3 separate regions of the Mus musculus genome follow, and all the other regions are linked to region 1. Evidence: chromatin loops called from intact Hi-C (ENCODE). Cell type or tissue: gastrocnemius. All regions are shown on one strand. Region 1 overlaps Gm19277 (predicted gene, 19277). Region 2 overlaps Fbln1 (fibulin 1). Region 3 overlaps Fbln1 (fibulin 1).

Evidence for each region. Hi-C counts contacts between places; a loop is a spot of excess contacts. Peaks named below come from ENCODE experiments on the same cell type or tissue, not always from the same donor. Only the 100,000 strongest peaks of a DNase experiment are listed, where the experiment ranks them.
Region 2: a loop joins it to region 1, with 13 times the contacts of the local background. A loop is called at or near these places in 28 of 42 quality-filtered maps.
Region 3: a loop joins it to region 1, with 10 times the contacts of the local background. A loop is called at or near these places in 33 of 42 quality-filtered maps.

The regions. Positions count from the first base shown.
Region 1 is chr15:85,149,517-85,153,516 of GRCm38, reverse strand. It overlaps Gm19277 (predicted gene, 19277), which reads left to right. Exons shown (of 3, transcript NR_040360.1): 2 at 1,518-1,624; 3 at 3,363-4,000. Among named protein-coding and RNA genes, the nearest start is that of Gm19277, 4.6 kb to the left of the region's middle. In gastrocnemius, a CTCF peak has its summit at 1,994 (motif pointing left); a DNase peak (open chromatin) is centred at 1,983; H3K27ac peaks cover 1,371 bases.
Region 2 is chr15:85,229,589-85,233,588 of GRCm38, reverse strand. It overlaps Fbln1 (fibulin 1), which reads right to left. Exons shown (of 17, transcript NM_010180.2): 5 at 3,973-4,000; 6 at 2,689-2,790; 7 at 2,035-2,172; 8 at 913-1,050. Among named protein-coding and RNA genes, the nearest start is that of Fbln1, 26 kb to the right of the region's middle. In gastrocnemius, a CTCF peak has its summit at 1,940 (motif pointing right); a DNase peak (open chromatin) is centred at 1,945; H3K27ac peaks cover 2,390 bases.
Region 3 is chr15:85,247,846-85,251,845 of GRCm38, reverse strand. The region is part of intron 14 of Fbln1 (fibulin 1); the gene reads right to left. Among named protein-coding and RNA genes, the nearest start is that of Fbln1, 44 kb to the right of the region's middle. In gastrocnemius, a CTCF peak has its summit at 2,391 (motif pointing right); DNase peaks (open chromatin) are centred at 2,397 and 3,649; H3K27ac peaks cover 451 bases.

The DNA.
Region 1 (4,000 bases):
GTGTGTGTGTGGTGTGTGTGTGTGTGTGTGGTATGTGTGTGTACGTATGTGTGTAGTGTGGTGTGTGTATGTGTGGTGTGTGTGTAATGGTGAGTGTGTATACTTATGTGTGTAATGTGGTGTATGTGTAGTGTAGTGTGGTGTGTGTATGTGTGTGCATGTGTGAGAGAGGACAACTTCCGAGAGTTGGTTCTTGTTTCCACTGTAGGTTCCAGGGGTTGCACTCGGGTAGACCCTTTCACCCCTGCACCAGCCCCTAGCTCTCCTGCCAGTTTTTGCTGAGTGCCTGCCTTTCTATAGGGACTCTGCTAATGCTCACCTGTGAGCCTTCTATTCTGTGGGAGGTGGCTTTGGGATCAGAATTGGATCCAATGCCTGACTTCACCTTCACCTGGCCCTGAGGACTTTGGAAAGCTAGTTCAACTTTCTAAGACTCTGGTCTTCCTCTGGGACAAGGAATGTGTGCTAAAGGACAGTGAAGATTTTAATAAGATAATAGCACTGGACCAGCATGGTACAGGGCTCCATAGCTGCAAGCCCACTGCCCCTTCCCTATGGGATTAAACTCGGACCCACACAACTCTCCCCTGGAGAGGATGAGGCTGGAGATGGGGCCTGCAGACTGCCCATCTAAACAGATGACTCTGGCTACTAAGACTTGCTGGTCGTGAACTTGAGTTGAGACTGAACATTGGACCAGTTAGTGGGCCACTCTGGACCTCATCCCAGAGAAGCCAGCCAAGGACACTGAGTGATCTTAAATAAGAGATTTAGTGGTGACTGTCTGGCTTCTATTCTTGTTCTCAGTGTTTGGCAGATCCAAACACTGAGAGTCCTGCCCGAGATTCTGTCTGGACATCTTGTCAACAGAGCTATACTGTGAAACTAAGTCCTAGGTGGGAACTAATTCAGAAACTAGTCTGGTATGGAGGAGATAGCCCTAGCTGCGATTTTCTTTCTTCAATAAGAAATTCTCTGGAGCGTTCTGGCCCCCAAATCGTGGCTAGAGGAGTTGGGAGTGTCTCTGACACCATGGAAAAGAGAGTTTGGGGCATTTTCTAGAATGACTGCCCCATGTCATGGCCATACTAAATGCTGATCTCCTTCAAGTTGAGTTTCAAGCCCAGGACAAACAGCTGAGGAACCTATTTAACATATCAAATCAGACCTGCCCTCCAGGTTCTCCCAGCATCCCTTAGTCCTACCCTGTTCTCTACCCTGAACGCTCCAGCCCAGGGTCTGGGCTTCCCTTCCCCAGAGGCTCTTCCCTATATAATCCAGACATTTTGATTACCTGTCCCCTTTTGTACCTCCTGGCTGCTGCACCTGGTTCCCCTCTCTACCTTTCCCTCCCCTGGCCCCTCTCTTCAAATGGCCCAAGGTCATGACAGCTCTGGACTCTCCCAGACATGTCTGCCTCTAACTATGCTCTCCCTTTGTACCTACAATAAACTTTCTCCTCCACCCTACCTAAGAACGGTCATGTCCATTTTCTTTTTCTCATTCACCTCATTTAGAGAAGAGAACAAAGAGGGCAGCGCTACAGACACGGACTTGGAAAGACTGACGTTGACAGATCTGACAGAGGCCATGGGCTCCACGGTTTGCCAGCGTGTGCCTGAAGGTAATGGTTAGGGAAGAGCCCTAGACGTCTCTGGGGCGTGGGGAGCAATCCGAGACGAAGCCCCACTATGCGCATGAGCTGTCCACTCCCTGCTTGGCTCCCATCCTCCTACACCCTTTTTACATCTCATCATCTTCAACAGAACCCAGCCCCTCCCCATGCTCTGCCTGGAGCCAAGCTAACGACTGCTGCTCACGGGACAGTGTCTAGACCTATTGTTTCATCGCACTGACACGGAGAGTATCTGTTGCTCAGGTTATCAAAATGACCTTCCCTCTTGGCCTCCTCTGTTTGCAGAGACTGTGGCGCTAGTGGGAACAAGGTGGCCAGGGCTGAGTGGAGGTTTGAGAGGCAAGCCAGGGTCGCCACCTGCTGGTTGGATGTGGCAATGGCTGCCAGCAACAAGAGCTGGCTGTACACTGATTGTCTGGGTTTGTTAGGGGTCCTCCTGGTACCAGTGGAAGGGGGTAAATGGTTTTTATCTGTATATTTCCTCCACTTCTAGCAAGTAGCCTCCCATTTCTCTACAGTCATCCCTCTGACTCCCTAAGGGAGAGACTATTTTTGCTGGTTCTGGAACTTCAAACATGGAGAATCTCGTGTTGTATGTCTTTCATATCCAGTATGGTGTTTCTGCTCACAGTTTCTGTCTCTACCTTTTAGTGGAGTTTATCAACAATTTTATTTCTTGTGATATTAGGAATACAACACAGATGTGTACTTTGTTACCTGTTGGAAAACACTGGGGTGGACTGAGTGTGGGAATATAACAAGATCGACACATTGTGGCCATTTCTGTAACAGTCATTTTTTTTAAATTAAATTTACTCACTTTGCATCCTAACACCAGCCCCCCCCCCTCACTATCCCCTCATGGAGATCCTCTCCCATTCCTCCCTTCCCTTTTCCTTTGAGAAGGGGAGCCCCCCTCAACATAAAACCTCCTTAATAACCTCCTGTAACTGTCATTTTATGGACATACATTTTCATTCCTTTTCTGACCCCCAGGGTAAGCACACAACTGCTTTGAAAAGGTCCCTTTCCCAGTTGCATTTTGGCTGTTACTTCCTCATATTATCCATCCTCTGACCTTGTGCATTTCCAAGGGTTTTGGTATATTCAGTGTTCTCCAGCCATCAGAACTAAGTCTACAACATTCTCAGCACCTGGAGGAACTCTCTACCCTTTTGCTACCACTCCAGCCTGTCCCTAGCAAAAGTATAACCTGCTTCGTCTCGAAAGATCTATTCTGGACATGTCCTACATGAAAGAAAATGCAGTCCTACTGTGTGTGGCCTTTTGTGACAGGCTTCTTCTGCCCTTGGCATCTTTTCTAAACCATGCATGATCTGTGTGTTCTGTCGGCATCTCATTTCTTTCTATGGCTGAATGATCACTGTATAGAGATGACACATTTGTTGATCCATTCGACAGATGGGCATATAGTGTTTCTGTGGACATTCAAGTTCTCTGGAGTACTACTGAAGGGTAAGATTGCTGGGTCATGTGGTATCTCTGCCCCAGCTATTTCTGAACTCAGGGAGGCTGGTGTGTCCTACCCAAGTCTCCACCCACAGCCAGTGTGCAGCCCCTCCATCTACCAGAGCACTGCATCTGCAGGGAGGACTCCCAGAAGCTCAGGCAGCTCACCTGTTTCTCTCCCAGAGGCTGTAGTCCTGAGCTGTTGCCACACTGGAAATAGTTTTTAACTTATATGATCATTTTCTGTTGTGTATAGCAACAGAGTCTAGGATGGTCACCCGTCGAAGCTAGGAGCCTAAGACGCTGGCACTTTCAAAACTGTGGCATCTGAGAGCTGCATCACCTGAAGTTCCTGGAGATCCAAGTGCAGATGGCCGCTTCCACTAGCGGTTACCCACAGGGGCCAGGTCTCTTGTGTTTAATGCCCTCCCACGAGTCTTCTTATGGTTTAATGTGGAGAATGAATCTTAGGAATGCTGTGGGTACGGAGTCGTGCCTGCTTTCTTCCAGGACCAACTTCTATTCGTGTCTGATTGGCACCATCAGGCGCTTTTCCAGTCAGCCCCTTGCCCTCGCAAAACTAACTTGAGACTATCACATCAGGTTTTCTGCTGAGGACTTCTCTCACTTCTATGAATAAATCTACGGTGTTCTGGGACCGCAGAGGAGTGTGCTTGTGGGTGTGTAGCCTCAAGGGCCACTCCAAGGCAGCCCAGAGAGACATGGGATACTACAGGGATGTTGAGACGGGAACAGCGCCCCTCATTCAGCATCTCGTTGGTGTTTCCTGCTGAGTGTCAAAGATTTTAAACAACCACTGAGAATTCTGCATTCAGAGGCAATGTTCTTTTCTAAGAGATGTCTTCAGCAGGATGCAAAACACAGTATAGTAGG
Region 2 (4,000 bases), 80 kb before region 1:
GGGGAGAGATAAGAGAGGAACTTGCACAGCAGTGTCTAGTGTTTTCCCTTTGAAAGGAGAGGGGTTGCAGCCAGCAGACCTGCAGCTGTTTAGAAGAAGGGACTCTGACCTCAAAGCAAAGGTTTAGAAGTTCCTGCCTACAAAGCAGATAAGACTTCAAATGCTAACAGCTAGGCGGTGCCCCTGCGCAGCACAAAGACAACAGAAGAGAGAGGCAGGTAGCCCTCCTATCTGAGCAGCCTTTCTCTGGACTCTTATGATCACACTGAGCTCATGGCTCCTTTATACACTGGTTCACTCGGCTCTCAACCCACACATCTTTGAGTCTTATCCTTTTCCAGATTGAAACTGTCTCCACCGAACGCCACTCTAGTCTGTCTCTACGAAGTGAACCATTTTTCTGTGAAACAATTTCCGAAGGTCTAAGTGGCTGTGGCTGGGAGCAACCACACGTCAAAGGATGCTTCTCATGTACCCATCCTATCACAAGCAACCGCCGAGGTCCTTGTTCTCAGCCTCTCAGCTAGATGCTACAGTCACGCCCATCTTAAGGGGAAACACCTGAGGCTCCAACGAAGGAAATGAACCTTGGCACAAGTTCGAATCTAATAGTCTCTGAGTCTGAAACCCCTTCACCCAAAGCACAGGGATTAGACCCTTAGACCCGGCCTTAGACCTAACCCTGATCGCCAGTAGTTTTATAAATAAAGTTTTATTGAGACACAGCCCCACCACCTGGGTCTACACGCTGTGCCCTTTAGACTGTACCTGGCCAGGATGAGTCACTGTGGCCACATGGTTCACAATGCCTATGACATTTGCTTTTTGCCCATGAAGGAAGTTTACCAGCCCTGATCTGGGCTGACTGTCGCATGCTCGCACTAACCCCGCTCACGGCGGCGCGTGTCTTACCAATGCAGTTGCCTAGAGCATCCTGTATGAAGCCGCTCTTGCACTGCAGCTTCGGTCTGCAACGGAAGGATCCCAGAGTATTCTGACAGATAAAATCGGGGGGGCAGTTATGAATACCAGTCTCACATTCGTCAATATCTGGTGCATCGTAAAAAAAGGAGATTGTTAGCAAGAGTCCAGCCAGAAGAGTGTCACAATACTTTAATATCACAAGAAAGTACTTTAAAAAAAAAGGCTCATTTCTCAGACTATAACCCCAAAATATTTCAACAGAGAGGGTGTTACGAAAAGGCCCACGGTGAGCCAAACTGTGTAAAAATTGCTAAAGTCTTAAAAAAACACTCTTAAAAAAACACTCCTCCTCCCTGACTTATGAGGCAAGCTTTTTGCTATTTAACAAATCGCTTAGGCATTTTCCTGGCAGGTATATCATTCATTGAGAAGTGTATGTTTGGATTAGATCATACAGCAATTATCTTAGCGACAATAAACACAGACTTTTAATTCTTTTTATCTCGAGGTCTTCATAATAGTCCAAATATTAACAATAGTTACATCAAGATAGGACAAGATAGATTGCCCTGTCTCGAAGTTCACGGCTGTCAAAGGTTCAAGTGTATCTACTCAGCTGGCCTGGCTCCCAGGCTCTGGAGTCCAGAGGCTCAGGCAGGCAGCAGTGCAGGGTGGGGCAGCGGGATTGCTCAAGGGCTTGGCTGCCAAGAGAAGGCATCTGGCTCTTGGGTCACCCCGTATAATTCAATGATCAACATTTTTACACAAGACCTGCGCTAGCAAGCATCTTCAACTTCATCTGGGTTGGTTCTGTTTGTACGGAAACACAAACGAGGACCCTGGACTTGTTTGTCAAAGATCAGGCTCCGAGCTTTCTAAATCAAATGGGCTAGTGTCACTAACTCAGCATCATATTGAAGTAAACCTGCTCATCACAGACCTTCCTTCATTTGCCCTTGTGTACTTTGCAAGGAGGTGGACCCTCCTCCTTCTTGCAGTACCTGAGGCAGCCACATGGGGGCAGCACCACAGAGCCCAATGGGCCCTTCCCTCTAGGCCATACCCACAGCTGGGGAAGGGGTGAGTTTTAGGTTTGGATGTGAGCTGTACCTTTGCAGTTATTATCCTCTGTGAGCTCATAGCCAGTCCCACAGCTGCTGTCCCGCTGGCAGCGGAAAGAGCCCACTGTATTGATGCAGGATTCTCCCAGCCGGCAGTTATGGCTGCCTGTGATGCATTCATTGATATCTAGAGAGATTAAGGCGATGCAGAAGTAACCAGCAAGAACAACCAAGCCTTAAGCTTGAGCAGAAGGAATGTCCCAGAAGCCATGGTGGATCTGGCTTCCTGCATTCATCAAGTTGCCCAATCAAACTGAGCTGAGTCTTGCTGTGGGCACATCTGGAGAGGGGCAGACACCAAATCAAGCTCTGTTAAGTTTCAGATCTCTTTGAGTAAGGGCCAGACCCTAGAATCATGGCGTCTACAAGACTCCCACAAAGGAGGTCGCATGCATCATCCCCATCTCTTAGACAACGGGAAAGGCAGAAAGAAAGATCTACCCAAGGCCTCACGGCAGATCCTGAACCCAGGTGAACCCCAATGCAGCCCTTTGCCCACACTGTATCTATAGTCTTCTAGAAGACAGCCTTGTCCAGGCAGCACGCAGGTCCCAGCTGTGTTCCAGGAATGGAACAAAGGTTGTGCCACGCAGGCCTGCTCAGCAGAGGCTCCGAAGCACAGGGGCTAGCTCTCAGATGTTACCTTCGCAGGAGACACCATCCGACTGCAGCTGGTAGCCCACAAAGCAAGAGCAGATCACCTCGTCCCCAGTGTCACGGCACTGCTGCTTACAGGGCCCGCCACCTGCAACCAGAGTCCATGGGAGCTAGTGAACAGACTGAGCGACCTTCAGAGACCCTTCCAGGATGCACGGACACAGAAAACAGGCTCCTTGCCACAGCCACGTGTGGTCCTTGGGACACTCCCAAGCCTCGGCTCTGAGCGTCTCCGGGGCCTCTGAAGGCAGCAGAGGTCTGACAAGTTAGGAACCTTGTGTTGCTTCTGTGGTTAGAGTGGACCTGGGGAGGCATACTGCTCGTGGTCAACAAGAGGCCTGGGGGGAACAGGCTCCACCTGGAGGCAGGGCTCTATCAGAGCCCATGTAACTCTCAAGGGTTTCCAGCTGCCCATTCCTGCTAGCTTGCCCATGTCCATGTCCGGTGCTGTGACAATTGTGGGTACAGCCTCTCCCTGCCTGGCACCTCCCCTGTGACTCACACGGGATACTTCGAGTGTAACCCCACTGGGATGATCTGTGTTTCCTTTGCCACAGCCTGGCTGGCTATCAGGGGCACGCAGGCCTTACAGCGATGGTGGCTAATGGATCCTCCTAAGTTGTCACACCGGCTGTCACTCTCGCAGAAATCATCTGTGGCCACCCAGAGAGGGCTCACTCCAAGCTTCCTGGGAACTCCTTATCTCCCTCTCCCCTCCCTCCTGGCCTCAGCGCAGGTTGACACTGAGTGCTGGCGCTATCACTTTGTGATTAAGCTGCCTGCATACCTAACACCCAGTCGCAGAGTGAACCCTTTGGGTGGAGCTGCAACAGAACGGTCAGGTTAGATGAGCCAGAATGTTCTTGAAGAAAAAGAATTTAGTTAGAAAAGGCTGCACTGCGTGGTCACTCTAACGTAAGTGCAAAGGTCTCCTAAGAGACCATGACTCTACAGGGACAAGCGGGGCTCCAGGGACACACAGATAAGAAATAGCTACTCTCCTGGGGCATCGCAGCCTTGGAGAAGTATCATCACCCACAGAGCCCAGGAGCTTGCTGGCACTGGAGTGCTCACACCAGTCCTGCCTCCATAAGCCACTGTCCCCGACAGATCCCCCCGGCTCTGAGCACTCAAGGGTGGAAGAAACAGGGAGCCCCAAGGGCCCCAAGAACAGAAGTACTTTCCAGCTGAGTCTTAGCAGAAGTCAACACTATCCCCTGGGCTTTCATAGCTACCTACCAAAGGACTCCCACAGATCCCAACATCTCACCTCGACAGCGGTCATTCAGGTACGGGTC
Region 3 (4,000 bases), 98 kb before region 1:
GGGTGGGAAAGCAACAAGAGGGAGTGCCCAGGGCTCAAGCAAGCACTCAGAGCTCTGCAGACACAAAGATGAAAAGCTTGGCCACAAAGGAGCTGACTGTGCCGTGGCGATAAAGATCCATCTTGACGGTCAGGAGCAAGTCCCTGGGCTCAGGGATGGGTTTGGTGAGGGCCACCACCCCACTGTGGTGGCTCACCTTTCGAGTGGTGAAAAAGCCCTCCTCATTGCCAGCGGTGATGGCCAGCTGCATGCTGTCCCCAGGGACAGCACTGGAAGGGCCCATGCGGAAAACCACCGCTGGCACTTGGATGTTGGTGGGAAAAGAGAGGTGGTAGTAGGTTATTCTCAGAGGCAGCCTGGGGCACTCCTGGTTCTCATGGCAAGGCAAGCGCTCACAGCGGCTGAAAGACAAGTGGACAGAGAGACAGGAAGAGGGTTAGCGCCACCTCGGCAAGCAGAGAAACAACAGAGTGTGGGCAAGCACGGCTCACTAGGCGGGGCCTCCTGTTCACTGGGTGGGGCCTCCTGCCACCCCTCTGACTGATGCAGCCAGCACAAAGAAAACCCTCACTCACCTGGGGGAGGCGTTGTAGACCTCCAGGCCGCAGACTCAGGTACAGCAACACCCTCTAGGGGTACTGGTGACCAGGGTCAAGCCAGGGGGAGATGTGTCCCCTTCTCAAGGCAGAGAGCTAGCTACCCTGGGCACACTCAGCAAGGGCCTCACCCAGATAGTGGCCAAGGCCATGAAGAACTCCTGGGTGGATCTCAGGGATTACCCAGAAATCATCACGGCTGTTACCACGTACTTGCATGTGGGGCTAATCCCCCATACATTCATTGGCGTCATCACAACCAGTGTTCAAGATGGCGGCTTGAGTGCCCCTTGTCAGATGAGGAAAAAGGTTCAGAGAGAGCCACATTGTGAAGGAAGATGCCAAGTCTAAGCTCAGGGATGAGATCCGTTCCCCAGCCCTGTGATTCAGCTTTAGACACTTGGTCCGATTCTCTGCTTCTGTCCATAGAGACAGAGTGGGGCTCAAAATGGGGATAATGCCAGGTTCTAATATCCTGTGACAAGACTGAACTTCCTGTGACAGGATGAAGACAACACCGAACTTCCTGTGTGGTGGAGATGAAGACAGGTTCTTACTTCCTGTGACAGACTCTAACTTCCTGTATGTGGTATCAATGAAGACAGGTCCTAATTTCTTGTGTGTTAGAGATGGTAACAGGCTCTCACTTCTTGTTACAGAATGGAGACGTGTACTAACTTCCTGTCACAGGAACTGATTTCCTGTGCTAAGGTGAGAATAAGTTCTCTTAGTAGCATCTAATTATAGCCTCTAACTTCCTGCAACAGGATGACAACAGTACATTCTTATGACAGAGTGTTGACAGGAAAATGACAGGACTCGAGTTCTAGTCCTGAACCAGGCCCAACACATGATAAAGGCAGAATGACAGGAACTTAAGAAGCAGAGCCAAGATGGCCAGCCCCATTGGACTTGACCAAGTCCTCCTCAAGTAGGTCTGCCATTTTGACCAAGTTTGGATTCTCCAGTCACGGAATCTCTCAGGGTCTTGCATTACATCCCTCCTCTGGCTTTTTAAGTCTCCATGTCTTGTCCTGAATTTGCTACACATTTGACACTTCTTGTGCACAGCGTTTCTGTTTGTGTCTTATTGGATGCTTATCAGGGCTGCTAGGAAGCCTCTCACATACTTGACTAGTTAACATTCTGGCTCTAAGAAAAGAGAAGTCCTTCAAGTAAGATCCACAACACCAGTGACAGGAGAGAACCATGCCCACTGAAGACAGAGCCTGTCACTGAGAGTCCAGAGCTGGCAGTAGGGAATAAGGTGGACATCATGGGCACTGCTGAAAGGCAGCCGTCCCTGGAGATGCCAGAGGACTGGGTAAAATGGGGGCACTCTACATGCCAGAGAGATCTTTCTATCAAGGAAGGGCCTTTGATGACTGGGAGAAGGGAGGGCCATAAGAGCCAGGCAGGCAGCTGGGGTTCATGTGCTATGTTCCTCTGGGATGTCAAGGGCAGCAAGCAGTAAGTTTGGGTTTCAAAGTTGGCCTATTTCCCTTTAGAGCACACACACACACACACACACACACACACACACACACAAAGACACACACACACACTCAGACACAAAGATACATACACCGCACCCACTCAAACACACGGAAATACATACACCACACACACTCACACACAGAGACAAGACACACACCACACACACACACACACACACCATACCCATTCATGCACAGAGACACACAATGACACACACATTACACACACTCACACACATACATACTGCTTCGGGAGCAATCTAAATGGATCTGGTCAGTAGGTGGTGCTAGAGTCTCCCTCATGGAATTCACCTTTCCCACTTGTCTGTGAGGCCCTCTACCGACCAAAGACTAGGTCTTGAGTTGCCACAAAAGCACAGCAAATGTGAAGGGAAGGAATGTGAGACACGCATGATGCCCTGATCCAGCTCCCATGACTGTCACATCCAGAGCCTGACAGAGATGACGCTGTCATCCATCAGAGCATCCAAGACCTCCCTGGAAGAGGTGCCTGGGGTGGCTCTTTTTAGACCACTCACTTCCCAAAAGGCCGTGACTCCGCCACTCACTGTGGCACTTTGGCTCTATCTCCAGTGCCAGCACACTTTGTAAATGGTCACTGTACAGGCAGACTTGGACCTTGAGTTTCCTTCTCTGCCCCAAAATTTATTGAAACATCCTAGGGATCAGCATCAGCTGGTGGAGGCTTTTAGTCCCAGAGGCTGGAAGATCTCTGTGAGTTCTAGGCCAGCCTGGTCTACAGAGCGAATTCCAGGACAGCCAGAGCTACACGGAGAAACCCTGTCTTGAAAAATGAGAGAGAGAGAGAGAGAGAGAGAGAGAGAGAGAGAGAGAGAGAGAGAAGAAAAAAGGAAGGGAGGGGAGGGGTAGAAGGGGAAGAGGGGAGGGGAAGAGGGAGAGAAAAGAGGGAGAGGGGAAGAGGGGAGGGGGGAGAAAATGGAAGAGGAAAGGAGAAGAGAGGAGAGGGAGGGGAGAAGGGGGAAGACAGGGAAGGAGAGGAGAGGAGGGGGAAAGGGAGGAGGGGGAAGAGGGGAGGGGAAGAGAGAGGAGGGGAGGGGGGAGAGGAGGGGAGGGGAGAGGAGAGGAGGGGAGAGGAGGGGAGAGGAGGGGAGGGAAATAGAGGGAAGGAAACATCCCAGAAACCATAATCACTGTGTGGCAATCTACTGGTCAGACTAGGGACAGCAATAAAATCTGTTAGCTGAATCACCCCGATGGGGGTGGGCAGTCACTACTGAATCTATTACAGAGTAGGGCGGGGTGTGTGTGTGTGTGTGTGTGTGTGTGTGTGTGTGTGTGTGTCTGTGTGTGTGTGTGTCTGTGTGTCTGTGTATCTGGACCTCAGATCAGCTCAGCATGGCAAGCAGGCTCACGGCTTCCACACGTTTCCCATATACGCATTACAGTGCAATGTGTCCCAATTCTCAGCTTCAACATCTTTGACTGCAGCAGCCCAAGTTCTGTGAAAATGATCAGAAGCCTCCACGGAAGAGAGACAAAAGCGCAGAGAAAAGCAGCAGGGCCGCCCCTGTGACCATCCGCGGACGTCAATTCCATCTGTCGTCCCTGGCCAGGTCCCTCTTGAGCTCTGTGACCATAGCTTTTCACTTTAGCTACTTTCCTAAGACTCAGTATCCAAAGCTACCCAGCCTCATGACAGCTTTACAACCATACTCCATCCGAGTGGCTCTGTGGGCAGGAAAAAGGATGTACCCAGTCCCATCGGGTGCCAGAGGTAGCCCTGAACACAGGAGTAGCAAGCACTCAGAGGTCGGGACCTCAGTGTGTCCACGAGACTCATTGGTGGCTTGTGGTCCTGGCTTGCTTGGTCAGGCTCCTGGGTAGCCAGGAACAGCACAGGAGAGAAGGAAGCTACATGAGGAAAGA